2 separate regions of the Mus musculus genome follow, and region 2 is linked to region 1. Evidence: chromatin contacts called from ENCODE Hi-C or POLR2A ChIA-PET data. All regions are on one chromosome and are shown on one strand. The core of a region is the stretch at or near the end of the contact, and the rest is flanking DNA. Distances in the headings are between cores, read along the strand shown.

Evidence for each region. A loop is a pair of places that touch in the nucleus more often than their neighbours do. ChIA-PET counts read pairs that join two places held with the same protein, here RNA polymerase II (POLR2A).
Region 2: a loop to region 1 is called in a map of heart, with 7 times the contacts of the local background. The contact joins the enhancer-like site here to the promoter of Flnb in region 1. A Hi-C loop is called at or near these places in 15 of 37 maps with a recorded cell type or tissue (CH12.LX, Patski, T-helper 2 cell and 5 more). POLR2A ChIA-PET finds 5 or more read pairs at or near these places in 3 of 5 experiments (Patski and embryonic stem cell).

The regions. Positions count from the first base shown.
Region 1 is chr14:7,816,433-7,819,372 of GRCm38, forward strand. Flnb (filamin, beta) reads left to right here and starts at 1,525. Exons shown (of 46, transcript NM_134080.1): 1 at 1,525-2,011. The coding sequence starts at 1,720.
Region 2 is chr14:7,850,293-7,853,232 of GRCm38, forward strand. All of the region lies in intron 1 of Flnb (filamin, beta), which reads left to right. Among named protein-coding and RNA genes, the nearest start is that of Flnb, 34 kb to the left of the region's middle. Within about 2 kb of position 1,548, at least 2 of the 3 ENCODE cell types and tissues checked have a DNase peak (open chromatin) inside an H3K27ac peak, as active enhancers do; they include gastrocnemius and heart, where a contact is called at or near this core.

The DNA of each region.
Region 1 (2,940 bases), core at 275-2,774:
ATAAGGCAGGAAGGACTGTTGGGCTTTCTAGTATCAATCTCCTTGGATTGATATGTTTGCAGTTAATTGCTTTGTGGAAATGAGTAGAGCAAACACCCCACCCAGGGCAGGGACAGGATGTAGATTCTTCAGGCCTGAAATGTCAGGCTGTAGGTCTCACACGATGGGTGTCCCACACCCCAGTTGATTCTGCATGCAGGATGAAGGCTGCCCCCCTCAGTCTGCAAGCACACATCCATCCATTCACCCACTCACTCATCTGTCGTCTACATCTCATATGGCAATTCTACACCAGGTACTCAGCTGTAGTTGAGATCACTCTAGACCTCTTGCTGGGGTATGCAGACCAGCATGGAACAGATATCATTCATGTCAGACACGTATCTTCAGTTTCTTCGAGACCTTAGATCTCCATCTGCTCCTCGACACTGGGGGGCCAGGGGGGAGACAGCCAAGCTGAGCTGAGGGCTACCAGGCTTGGGATGTGGAGAGAAAGGAACTGAATTCTCAGGCAAAGGGAAGAGAAGAGGGACACCGGTCAGTAGGTGCCATGACCCATTTATCCGGCCCTTTCTTGGCCATCATAGTTAAAAAAAATAAAACATAACAAGATCTTCTGGACTAATCAATTTGCCTAATACAGTCAACAGGGTCTTCAAGAGAGTTCTAGGAAGACCTGACTATGGAGAACTGAGGAGATGACAGGGTGAAAAAGGTATCTGTGCCTTGTTTTACCGGCTTTGAAGACAAGAAAGGCATCGTAAGCCAACACATGCACCTAGCGTCTAGAATCTGGCACGGCAAAGGAGCAGATTATTTCCCAGAAGCTCCAGCAAGAAATGCCTTGGGCCAATGAACCCCAGACGGGACATCTAACTTACTGACATGCAAGACAGGAAATCTGTGTTACACCAGCAAAAAACTTCTAATAGCCATAGAAAACAGTTCGTTTTCACTACTGCTACTCAGATGGACGTGGTATTGGACTTTAAGGCTGAGTTCCTTTTCTTTCTTTCTTTTTTGTTTTGTTTTGTTTTGTTTTTGTTTTTTCGAGACAGGGTTTCTCTGTGTAGCCCTGGCTGTTCTGGAACTCACTCTGGAGACCAGATTGGCCTCGAACTCAGAAATCCGCCTGCCTCGGCCTCCCAAGTGCTGGGATTAAAGGCATGCGCCACCACGCCCAGCTCTGAGTTCCTTTTCATTTAGAAATCAACGTGTCTAATTTACGTGCAGACTCTGAGAAAAACACTTTCCTCTCACTGAACCTATAGATGGGTGGCATATTCCCTCTTGACGCAACCATTCCTTCTAGGCTAGTCCCCCGCCTCCTCGTGTGCCCTTATTCTAGGCCTTTCCCAAGTTACTTTCTCCTTGCTGGGCAGTACATCAGGTTGGGGATACTTAGGAAGCACCACCCCACCCTACCCTCCGGCGTAATGCAGGCTTTGGACCGTAGAGGGCGAGCGCAGCTAAGGAGTTCGCTTCTATAGGGTAGAAACGGGGCGGAGCCTCGGGGGCGGGGCGGCGTAGCGCGCAGGCGCCAGGCCAGGCTACTTCGCGCCCGGGGACGGACGAAGGCAGTCCTGATCCTGTTGCGGCTAGTATAGCAGCGCTTTCTAACCCTCTCCCCACTTGCCTCAGTTCCCCTTCCCCGGGCCCTTGGGGCTTTTCATCTCAGTCCCTGCAGCTCGTTGTTTCCGCGTACTCTCTGCCTCCAGGATGCCGGTGACGGAGAAAGACCTGGCGGAGGACGCGCCGTGGAAGAAGATTCAGCAGAACACGTTCACGCGCTGGTGCAACGAGCACCTCAAGTGTGTGAATAAACGCATCGGGAACCTGCAGACCGACCTGAGCGACGGGCTACGGCTCATCGCGCTGCTCGAGGTGCTCAGCCAGAAGCGCATGCACCACAAGTACCATCAGCGGCCCACCTTCAGACAGATGAAGCTGGAGAATGTGTCTGTGGCTCTGGAGTTCCTAGACCACGAAAGCATTAAGCTCGTGTCCATTGGTGAGTGTTGTGGCCAGGCCCTAAATTTGCAGTAATCGGGGGGTATCCGGCAGCGCGCCCCACTGCGCATCGCTTCCCGGGTGTGAGGGAGGGGGAGATGGTCCTGGGATGAGGACCTAGGAACATAGGCCTTTCCGCGGTGCCATCTGTGGGCTGGGACCTGGCGTGATTGCTCGACACGGTGCTCCTGGCGGTGCCGCTGCAGTGTTGGGGTGGGTTAAGCACTCAGACCTTCCAGTCACACCTGGAATTTAATTTGCGGGAACTCCTGGGATTGCTGGGGAAATCGTCTGCTGACCCTAATGACAACGCCGTGGACTCAAGTACCAAATCCCTACTTTACGCTAGCCAGGTGCGCCTAGAGCTGAGTGACCCGCCCGGCTGAAAGGGCGTTGGCTTCGAGTCTGGGCGTGGAGACCTAGGACGCGACCGCGACCGCTCTCTTGCTTAGGATCTCACCACCTAGGTGGAGACGAGGACCTGAGACCCTCCCCTTCTTAGACCGGAATGGGTGTGGGCTCTGAGGTTGGAAGGGGCGTCACAGGGGAATGTCCTCACTTCCTAGCTCTGGCTCAGCGCTGGCCGGTTCCTTCAGGTTGAGATAATTTAGTGGTTGATAATAATTAATGTGTGTAGAAAAGGGCTTGACTGGCGCTGGCTGTGTGGCTCTCTGAGTTATTGACGTCCGGTGGCCTGAGATGTTCTTAGGCCCATTTTACAGAAGAGGGGACGTTTACCGGGCTAATTGACGTTCCCAGGGCCACCTCCAATGTGGTCCAACTTAGAAGTAAAGCAGTCCCCACCCCCTTTTCCTGGGTCTTCCTGAGAGAGTTTGAGTCCTGCTTTTTTCCTCCCGCCTTGGGTGAGAGAATTAAGACCTCGAGTACTTTAGGCTTCTAAAGAGAAAACAGGGCTCTTGAGAATGTGTT
Region 2 (2,940 bases), core at 298-2,797, 34 kb after region 1:
TAATTATCCCTCAATGAGATAATGCGTTTCTTCACCACGGGGACTTGTCCCTTGCAGAAGTTGCTTGCAGATAGGAACACTGGCTGAAATCCTAAGCATGTGTGTATTGACGGACACTCGGGCCTTCCTACTGGCTTCTCTGAGCCTTCCCTTCTTCCCCTTTATTGCAGACCTTCTTTGTTTGACTCTAGCTCAGAAAACATGACCTTGTCTCTTGTTATCTCCCTTCTTCCAACTGGTAGGATTGATAGTTCACCTACCCTATGGTTTTATTCTCACACTCTAATAAAATGGTCTTCAAGCATCCCTGTGGGATGGCATAAGACTCTCTTCCTACAAAGAGAACTGGATTTCCTAAGTAATGTGTCTTGTCTTATTCAGTTCTTTGTTCAAGACCACAAAGAACCCCAAAATTTTATCACAGGCTACCCCAAAATTCCTTCTAGTAAAATGATACACATCCTAGCCAGTTGGGGTTTTGTTGTTGTTGTTGCTTAAAAATTTTTAAGTACTTATTTGAGCTTGGGTGTGAATGTCTGTGTGCCACAGAGATATGTGGAAGTCAGAGGACAGCATGTAAGTTCCTCCCCCACCCTCCATACACGTGAAAGCACTTCCTTCGAAGAGTTTTGTAGTTACAGAACAAAGAAAGTCATAAATCAGGATAATTTTGAAATAGGTTGATAAATACATCAGGTAGCAGATCACAGTGAGATGAGGAACTCTGTCCTGATAGGCGTCATATGCTGTATGGTGACATTGTTAGCTTTTGCGTTAGGAAGCAAATGGTCTGCTGAGGTAATAGATTCCAAAAGGTTTTTTATCTATTAGTCACAGGATGTTAGACACAGAAGTGGGCAAGGAAATGGCTATTTAGGGGGCTCAGACTAGCCCAAGATAAGATGATTAGGTCTGAATGTGTGACTTTCAGCCTCTCTCCCTCACTGAAGTTTGGTCATCCAGCCAGTCAGTCTTTGAAGATAGGGCTTCTTTCAGTAATTCTCATTAACAATTTGTTTACAGCTCAAGGCTTGCCCAGGCATTTTCCTCTAGTAAGATACCACCTCCCAGTGATCTACCACTTCCCTGGCACTGGGGAACAAAGTGTTCGGGTTCTGAGCCTTAGAGAACAGTCTCATTCAGACCCCACCAGAGGAGAGTTATTCAATGGGGTCACACTGGGAAGAGGAACAAAAACAGGACCAGGGATCCTGCACCTCACCTCACTCCATCTTCAGGCTTCTGACTGGGTTACATTTCAGTAGAGGCCCAGACATAAGCAGTCCTGGTCAGGGTGTGGCAGTCTCTCCTCCCGCCCCAGCTCCTAGCCTTGACTTAGCATTGTCTCAGCTCCAGTCTCTGCTCCCAGGTGTCAGATAAGCCCCTCCTCTTGGCCGACACCAGGCTTCAGCCTTTTCCTCTTGCCAGCATGAGATTCCTGGGGAAATTCCAATTCCTTGGGGACCTTTGTTTCAAAAGACCGATAGCCAAAGTGGAAGCACAAATAACCCCTGTAGAGTGCCTTGCCTGGACGGGTACAGGTGGAGTTTTCAATTTTCCCCCCTTTCACATGATTTGATAAGCCAGTCCTCGTCTGAGGGATTCCTCTTTGTACTGACTTCAACAATGGCCTGGATCCAGGAGACCCTCCCACTTCCTCCTTTAGGCACTGTGCAGTCTGTTGATTCTGACATCAGAAGTTCCAAAGCAAATCCAGGAAGGAGGAAGCTGCTTGGGGCTTGGATTCCAATCATTGCTTGCTGCTTAAGAATGACAGTTTGCAGGGGAGCATTGTGGAGCATACCTTTAATCACAGCCCTCAGGGGGTGGAGGCGAAAGCATAGTGACCTGACAGAGAGACACACTGACACCCCATCTCAAAAAAAAAAAAATAAATAAATAAATAAAAACAAAAAGAAAGAAAAAGAAAAGAAAAATGACAGCTTGCACCGAACAGTAAGTTGCTTCCCGAGTTGGTTATCAACAGAACCTATAAACACTAGTTGAGGGGGTGCAAAGGGGGTGTCTTTCTTTAGCAACCTTAATTAGGAAAATGGTTCAGAGAGCCTTTTTTTCTCTCTCTCTTTTATCTATAAAACTTCTAGATTCCCAGAGGCAGGGTTATACTTTCTTAATCCCAGCTACAGAACCATTGTAGATTGGAGAAAGATGCTATTCTTTGTTGCCTGGGCTCCCCTTTCGTCTCTGTTTCCTATCTCTCTTACCCTGGGCCTAACTGTTTATAAAATGCTCGTTTCCCAGATTCTGGGGGATGTTTGGAGGACCTGAAGAGTGGTTTAAAGTAGAATTCCCCAGAGTGAAGAGAATTAGCCTCCTTTGAGACAATTTTTATAGTGTTCTCCAGCTCAGTGATGGCTCAGTCGGTAAAGTACTTGATGAAAAAGCCATGAAGGTCCAATCTCAAACCCTATCACATTTAAAAAGCTGGGTGCATCTGTAATTCCAAAACTGGTATGGAAGGGTCAGGAGTGGGCAGACAGGTGACTTTCTGAGCCAGTGGTTTAGTTAAATCGGGGAACCCCAGGTTCAATAATAGACTCTGTCTCAAAAAATAAGATTGTGAGATGGAGAACAAATGAAGGAGACACATCCAATATCCTGTGCCCTCCACACTTACATGCAGCGCACACACAAACTGTTAAATGTCCCACAGACTTCAGAGTTGGTGTTAATTACCAGCAATCCTATACCTGGAGCTAAGCCAGACTGTCAACGTGAGACATGGTCAGTGGCACTGTCTTGAGGGCTTTGGGACTTAACACACGCGCACACTCCACGTACTCCCTAGTCCAGTAACGTCTGGAAATTGAATGGAATCCTAGTCATCTCTTGGAGATGGTCAGTATAAATTGTATGTTGAGGTGCCCTGTAGCAGCTTAATTTTTTCAGACATAATGGTTATGGTTTAAAACTAGCTTG